3 separate regions of the Homo sapiens genome follow, and regions 1 and 3 are each linked to region 2. The links are chromatin loops, found by intact Hi-C in ENCODE. Cell type or tissue: mammary epithelial cell. All regions are shown on one strand.

Region 1 (2,500 bases), 580 kb before region 2:
GAGCCCGAATTATTTCACTATTACTGTAAAGGGTTCATCTTACTCTGGCATTCTGAGAATTAGACTGAAAGTTTAATTTCTGCAGTTCCCTCATATTCAGATTCTTTCTTTGATGTTATAACACAAAGTCATTCCTACTCAAATGTAATAAAATTGAGGCTCCACGGAGGCCCGTGTCCACATCAGCTGCAGCTCCCACTCAGACAGACGGCCTGCCCCACAGCCTGCCCTTTGCTGAAGATACCCTCGCTTTATACTTGCATTTCGCTTTTCAGTAAAAACAGTCAAGTTACTGAGTTCTCACATAAAGAGCTCTTCTCACACACTCTAAAGGCAAGTTGCGTAAACAGTGGCGTTTCCGAACGCAATTCCATTGCGGCCACCAATGTAAATCATTGCCCAGAGACTTTGCTGCTAGCATGCGTGTCCTTCCCATCCTTTTTCTATTTGCAAAATCACACTCGAACACCATTTCTATATATAGAGATCAGCTGTCCTGTAAAACTCAAATCCCCTAAGATGGCCCACTTGCCTGGTCATGGGTTTCCTATTTTATTTGGCTGGAAACAGGCACCGATTGAGGTGGATGAAAGCCTGTGCGGCTGCCCCGCTGCATTCATGGTGTCGCCCAACCAGACCCCTCGCTTCTGGGAAGCTGGGAAGGTCTTTGGGGCCAGGAGTTCGTTTTCTCAGTTGTGTCCTGTGCCTGGGGTGTTCCTCGAAACCGGTGTGTTGTGCCGTCGTCTGCAGCCATGCCTGTTCTTGGAGGCCTCAGCAGAAGTTGGTCAAACGCCAGGCCTCTTGTCTCAAAGGAGAGTTTCTCCGTATTTTCCACGCAGGCGGCAGCCTCCGCCAGGAGTTTCACCTGTTCATTTTCTTCCGCGTCGTTTCCCATCAGGGTGGGCCCCGTCACCTGAAATGCTGGCGGAGCTGTGTGCGTGGGGTTCCGAAGGCGTTTCACCAACCAGCGGAGGGACTGCCCAGCACCCACCCGCCCTCCCCCGCAGCTTTTCAGAGGAGAAAATAGGCACAGAGAGCAATCAAGCTGCCTTTCTTCCCGATACCGCATCAGCGCCTGTTGAATGGAATTCCTCTGCCGTCATCTGTCGGCGCTGGAGCATCCTGAGTTTCCGGACGGGCCCGGCCCTGCGAGGGCGCGATTTCCTGCGCTCCCACAAGGTGTCGCTGGCGTCCGCTCGGTGATGTGGGCGCGTCTGGTCGCTGCCGGAGGCTGCCTGGGAGTTTCCCTTCTGTGCCCCGAGTTGGTGTCTCCTGGAAGTCACGTCCTGGCTGGGGCTGACTTGGATTTCACCTGTCTTTTCGCTTCTGCCGCAGCAGTTTGCGTTAGGGGCATTGGGACGGTAGAAATCTTAAGTCCACAGCCAGCAGCTCAGGAGATGGGGTCACACACTCAGGCCTCGGGGGTGGAGGCCAAGGGCAAATCAGAGGCTGCTCCCCCGTGCACCTTTAAAAGTAAACCACCCACCTGTGAAACTGACTAATAGAATAATAACATTGTCGATAACCTCAGAAAAGCTGAACCCCTGAGCCTTTGGGAATAACACTGCAGTACAGCTTTCAGATACAGAAACGACCAGCCTTCGATCAGTTGGATCCTGATTGGGAGACAGTTGAAGATTTGTCTCAAGAAATCGAGATGTATTAAGGGCAGGTAGAGACTGGAGGAGGAAGGGGTCTTTTCCTCCGTAAACGAAAATCACCCCCTGCGGGGGCTGCTGCTGTGAGGGTTAAATGAGATGCACAGGGCGTTCCCAGCAGACGACGGGCATGCAGCAAGGCAATCAGAACGGGGTCTGTGACACGGATTTTCTGCTAAAGAAAATAATAGCCCACTAAAGGGTCATTAGATCGGCATTAGATCTAGTTCCAGCTCTAGTTCAGGAGCCAGCTCGGGTCAGGCGAGGGGTGGAGAGGCTGTGTTTCCACCTGCTTGCGGCGTAACCTCATCGCTTTTTAGGTTCTGGACCTGTGTCAGCCCTAGAAATTCTGAGCCGGCCGTACAGCCCCAGAGGCCTTCAGGAGGGCGCCCAGCCTGGGGAGAGCATTCTGCATGTGTGGAGTCGGCGGTGCTGCATGAGCAGGAGCCCATTCCTCGCTTCTGCGTGTCATGGGCAGCGTCCAGTGCCGCGCTGGCCCCGTGTTTCTAGGTTTACATGTAGAGGCGTGACCCTCACGGTCCTGTCCGCGGCCCGGAATAGCTGGTCACAGGAAGGTGCGTGCTGCGGAAGAACCAGCAGGGCCCGCAGCCTCGGGAGACTCCTTGGAAAGGGGAGGTTGAAGCCGAGACCGGGAAGATACAAGCAAAGCCTGTCATCAGAGCAGCTCATGCTCAGACCCGAGACTGGGGCCTGGTGCTCTGGGGTGATGAGAGCAGAGTGCCAGCCGCTCAGCAGGGGCGGCAGGCAGGCGAGGATTCGCTACTGCTTTCCATAGTCTCATCCGATTCCAGTTCAGTGACGGCCAGGCCTTGAGGGCCGCA
Region 2 (2,500 bases):
ATTAGTGGGGTACATTGGTGTGCATCTGTAGTCCCAGCTACTCAGGGGTCTGAGGTGGGAGGATCACCTGAGCCCAGGAGGTCAAGGCTGCAGTGAGTCGTAATTCTGCCATTGCACTCCAGCCTGGGCAACAGAGCAAGACCCTGTCTCAAAAAAAGAAAGGAGCAACAGTCTCTACTCAGATCTGTATACCCAAATCTATACCCAAAAGAACTGCTTTTATATAATTTTTAAATAAAACTTTTCAAACACAAAAGAGCGTAACATAATGAAAGGCATGTATCCATCAACCAGCATCAATAATTATAAAATCGCTCTTTTAATGAGTATAAAATAAGAACTGAACTTAACGTTTAATTGGCAGCGTTTCTCCATTTCTGATAATAACAGTGCACCCTAAAATCAGCAGCGTCTTAGATTTAGGGCCTCAGAAACAAGGCCACCCACACTGGATCCGAGGGGCAACTGGGCACCTCCATGGACACCCATGCTTCATAAAGACAGCTGCACCCTACACTGGGTTGGACTGGGACGTTTTCAGCTATCCAAAATAAAACGTTGGTTTTCTAATTTAAAGCTTTGTTTCATGTCTACATTCTGCTCTTGTAGTCTGCATCTTCGCTCACGTAATTAGCTATTTCAGTCTTACCCAGACTGTTTTCTTCCCAATTGTCTGTCCTCACACCAGGGAAAGACTGGCTAATTTCTGTAACTTCAGAATACACATTAATATTCTTTAATATTTAGATTCCCATGGTCAATTATTCATCCTGGGCTAGTACTCGGCAGTTTCTCTTTTGTCAGTTCATGCGCCACCCAGGCAGCATATGCTGAGGAAGGCACAATTTCTACATTTATCCTAAGCCAAACATGAGCAGGAAAACTGAGAGCTATTCTAAACATAATTTTATCGGGTCAAAAAGAAACAACTGCTAGGCCGATCTGGCCGATGACTCCTCCAGTAGCTGTGAAATCGAGAATGCACATCATTTTCTTGCTGTGTTCCTAAGGTAGAGGAGACCACTTTGAAGACCCGCAGTCCATATTGGCATTGTAGAATTTGAGCAGAGGGCCATTTTGTTCTGTACTAAGAAAAATTCTTCTGCCTTGAGATGCTGCTAATCTGTAACCCTACCCCCAACCCTGTGCTCCCTGAAACACGTGCTGTGTCAACTCAGGGTTAAATGGATTAAGGGCTGTGCAGGATGTGCTTTGTTAAACAAATGCTTGAAGGCAGCTTGCTCGTTAAGAGTCATCACCACTCCCTAACCTCAAACCACTCCCTAATCTCAAGTACTCAGAGACACAAAACACTGCGGAAGGCTGCAGGGACCTCTGCCTGGGAAAGCCAGGTATTGTCCAAGGTTTCTCCCCATGTGATAGTCTGAAATATGGCCTCATGGGAAGGGAAAGACCTGACCGTCCCCCAGCCCGACACCCGTAAAGGGTCTTTGCTGAGAGGATTAGTAAAAGAGGAAAGAACGCCTCTTTGAGGTTGAGATAAGAGGAAGGCTTCTGTCTCCTGCTCGTCCCTGGGCAATGAAATGTCTCGGTGTAAAGCCAATTGTATATTCCATCTACTGAGATAGGGGAAAACCGCCTTAGGGATGGAGGTGGGACATGCTGGCAGCAATACTGCTCCTTAAGGCATTGAGATATTCGTGTATATGCACATCAAAAGCACAGCACTTTTTTCTTTACGTTGTTTATGATGCAGAGACATTTGTTCACGTTTTTACCTTCTGACCTTCTCTCCACTATTATCCTATTATCCTGCTGCCACGCCCGATAATGATCAATAAATACTAAGGGAACTCAGAGGCCGGTGCCAGTGTGGATCCGTATGCTGAACGCCGGTCCCCTGGGCCCCCTTTTTGTTTCTTTATACTTTGTGTCTCTTTCTTTTCCAAGTCTCTCGTTCCACCTAACAAGAAACATCCACAGGTGTGGAGGGGCAACCCACCCCTTCACTGTGTTGTCTCCATCAGATCCAGCTGAAGAGCTTTGCTCGAAAGCCAGTCCTTGGCCAGCATGGCCTCGTGCCTGTAAGTCCAGCGCTTTGGGGGGCCGAGGTGGGAGGATCACTTGAGCCCAGGAGTTTGAGACCAGCCCTGGCAACATATGGAGATCCCTGTCTCTAGAAAAATAATAAAAAATAGTAGCCGGGCATGGTGGCGTGCCTCTGTAGTCCCACCTACTCGGGAGGCTGAGGCAGGAGGATCCCTTGAGCCCAGTTCAAGGCTACAGTGAGCTATGATTGCACCACTGCACTCCAGCCTGGGTGACACAGCAAAACCCAATCCCAGAAAAAAGAAAGGCAGTCCTGTCATCTCCACAGACCACCCGGCCTATGTCGGTGAGGCCTGAGGCTGCTGTGTGCGGCGATGCTGGGTGGTCCTACTCGGGCTGCCCAAGAAGCCTGACCTGAAAAAGCAGCCAGGGCTGGAGGGACGGCCCAATATGAGCCTGGCCGATGCCGGCTGGAGAGGAGAGAGGCGTT
Region 3 (2,500 bases), 160 kb before region 2:
ATGAAAAAGTTTAACCTAATAAAAACTACCGAAATAAAATGTACTAGGGACAAATTGTAATATACAAAACCTAGACTTTTAAAGAATCAAGTAACTGAAAATCATGGGGGAAAAAACCCAACAACTGCACAGACCTAGAGCTTTGACTAGCAAGCCAGGGCTGTCTGAAACGTGATGTGGTGCCTGGAAAGGCTGGTGAGCATTTTGGTTGGATCAGTAGATATAGAGTCTGCAAAAGGGAGGTGATGGGCTGACTGCACTCTGCACGGTCACAGCCACCAGAGACTGGGTCAAGGTGCAGGGTCTGAAAGAGGCAGCCAGGGCTGAACTGGACCAAGAAGAACAGACCGAGGTCAGAGAATGCACAGCCTGAGAAACCCTTCAGACCCCCACGTCCAAACCACCAGCTGTAGGGCAACCCCTGCGTTCCAGCACAGACAGCGCAATCTGAGTTATCTCGTTTACTTTTCTAATGAGTGTATTTAACAGGGGCTTCTGAGATAAAGGGGTCCTGGCTGCTTCTGCCTCCTGCAGCTGCAAACGTCCACTGGATCCCCAGGGCAATGTCCCCAGGGGCAGATCTGTTCAGCCTCAAAGGCCTCCGCTAACCACCAGCTGCCCCCCCAAAAAGCAGCCTCTGCCCTTTCAGAGGCAGCAGTGCAGGCACCTCCTGCTCTGAATCCGGTAGATGTTTCCATGGAGAAGAGCCTCCCTTCCAAGACCTGGTGCTCCGGCTGGAGCTGGAGAGGAACATTTCCTTTTTGTGGATGCAAATGAGAAACATCCACTCACTAGAGGCTCCGCTGCGGCTCCAGGATCCATCCCACAGAAGCGTCCGGAGTCCTCACAGCTGGCGTCTCCTGGGGATCCGCTCAACGAGAAGTGCCTTGGCTGTTGACTGAAAACCCACAGTCCTGTCCTTCCAGAGTCTTGGGCCGGGTTCCTCGTCTCTTCCCCTGTACCCCAAAGGCTGCTTTGGAGTGGTCACAGCAGGCAGGAGGCAGCCCGTGCCTCTGGAATGACATTGAGAGTGTTTGTGTGTGAGTGTGCATGCGTGTGTGTATGAGTGTATCCATGTGTGCCTGGATGAATGTGGTTATGAGCGTGTGTATGCATGTACGTGAGTATGAATGACTGGGGTTATGAGAGTATGTGAGTGTGCACCTGTGTGTGATTATGTGTGGCAGTGAGCGTGTGAGTTGCACGGATTGCCGATGTGTGTGCACCTGTGTGTGTGATTATGAGTGTGGCAGTGAGCGTATGAGTTGCACAGATTGCCGATGTGAGTGTGCACCTGTGTGAGTGTGAGCGTGTGTGCCCCTGCCAGGGCGTGCGCTGGTGGGGGCGGTGTGCAGAGTGGGGCCTGGGCCTCCTGCCCCCAAGGGCAGCTGGGTGGGCTCCGTGCTCCCTCCGAGTGGACTTGGCCCCGGCTCCAAACCCAGCCGAGGGTCGGCTCGCTCCTGGGGACCCGCGGATGTCGCGAGGGGGCGCCGCGCCACTGAAGGCTGGGACGGGGGCGGTGCGCGGGGCGGCGCCGGAGTCCGGGATGCCGGCTCCAGAGACGCCGCGCTCCGCCCCGAGGAGGCCGCCGGCCGGGTAAGCGGAGCCCGGAGCTCGCGGAGTCTGGACCGCAGGTAAAGTTGAGCGCGCCGTGGGGCCGGGGGTGGGGGGTCCGCGGCGAAGGAGCCGGGGCCGCAGTGGGCGGTGGGGCGGGGGGCGCGGGCTCCTGTCTGATGGTTCCGCGCGCAGCTTCTTCTCCGGGTGCGCGGTGCGCGCGGGCGCGGGAGGGTCGAAGGGGACCTTGGAATCCCCCTGTTCGGGCCAAGGGGGCGGGGGCGGCTCGGGGCCGGGCGGGGCTGGTGCCTCCCCCTCCCGCTCAGCGCCCAGAGTCCGGGAGTCGAGGGGGGCGTCGGGCCGGAGGCGCTCGCCGGTCTGGCCGCGCCGCGCGCGTGGATGGAGGTCTCGGCCGCGGATCGCCCCGTCTATTCGCGCTGGTCCTGCGGGAGCCCGGGTGAGCCGAAGGCGAGGAAGGGGCGCGGGTCTCGGGAAAACCCGACTCTCCCGGCGCCCGCCCCGGTTCGGTTGGGGGCGCACCCGGCTCGCGCGGAGAGCGGGCGGGGTGTGGGCGAATGCTCGGCGCGCTGCGCCTTTCCCGGTCCCCCTTCTCCCCGGAGATGAACGCCCCACTCCCGCTCGGACACACGGCCGCACCCCTACTCTGCCTCCTCCGACCAGCCGGGGCGCGGCCCGAATTGGGGGAGAGAAGACCCAGCTCCCGCAGCCGCGAATTCTGCAAACCCGGAGCCCATGCGCCCCGTCCTCCGGCCCGGGGAGCTCCCAGCCTTGCCCGCCGAGCGCAGCCCGGGTCCGGACTGTGGTCACTGGGGACGAGAAGGGTCCCTCCTGCGGGGCTCCCGGGTTCGGATGGACGGAGGGGGCGTCCGGCAGGTGAACTGGGCCCGCTCCGCGTCCCGAACGTTCCCCTAAACCCACAAGTCCC

What was found. Hi-C counts contacts between places; a loop is a spot of excess contacts. Peaks named below come from ENCODE experiments on the same cell type or tissue, not always from the same donor. Only the 100,000 strongest peaks of a DNase experiment are listed, where the experiment ranks them.
Region 1: a loop joins it to region 2, with 10 times the contacts of the local background. A loop is called at or near these places in 7 of 110 quality-filtered maps.
Region 3: a loop joins it to region 2, with 12 times the contacts of the local background. A loop is called at or near these places in 11 of 110 quality-filtered maps.

The regions. Positions count from the first base shown.
Region 1 is chr18:79,377,975-79,380,474 of GRCh38, forward strand. ATP9B (ATPase phospholipid transporting 9B (putative)) reads left to right here. Exons shown (of 30, transcript NM_198531.5): 30 at 1-309. Among named protein-coding and RNA genes, the nearest start is that of NFATC1, 17 kb to the right of the region's middle. RefSeq lists an enhancer at 879-1,429. In mammary epithelial cell, a CTCF peak has its summit at 1,180 (motif pointing right); a DNase peak (open chromatin) is centred at 1,187.
Region 2 is chr18:79,959,094-79,961,593 of GRCh38, forward strand. No RefSeq gene overlaps it. Among named protein-coding and RNA genes, the nearest start is that of HSBP1L1, 4.3 kb to the right of the region's middle. RefSeq lists an enhancer at 959-1,643. In mammary epithelial cell, a CTCF peak has its summit at 1,328; a DNase peak (open chromatin) is centred at 1,298; H3K27ac peaks cover 1,387 bases.
Region 3 is chr18:79,796,381-79,798,880 of GRCh38, forward strand. It overlaps KCNG2 (potassium voltage-gated channel modifier subfamily G member 2), which reads left to right and starts at 1,558. Exons shown (of 4, transcript NM_012283.2): 1 at 1,558-1,634. RefSeq lists an enhancer at 841-1,437 and a silencer at 1,369-1,608. In mammary epithelial cell, no CTCF peak of the experiment used is centred here; no DNase peak of the experiment used is centred here; H3K27me3 peaks cover 840 bases.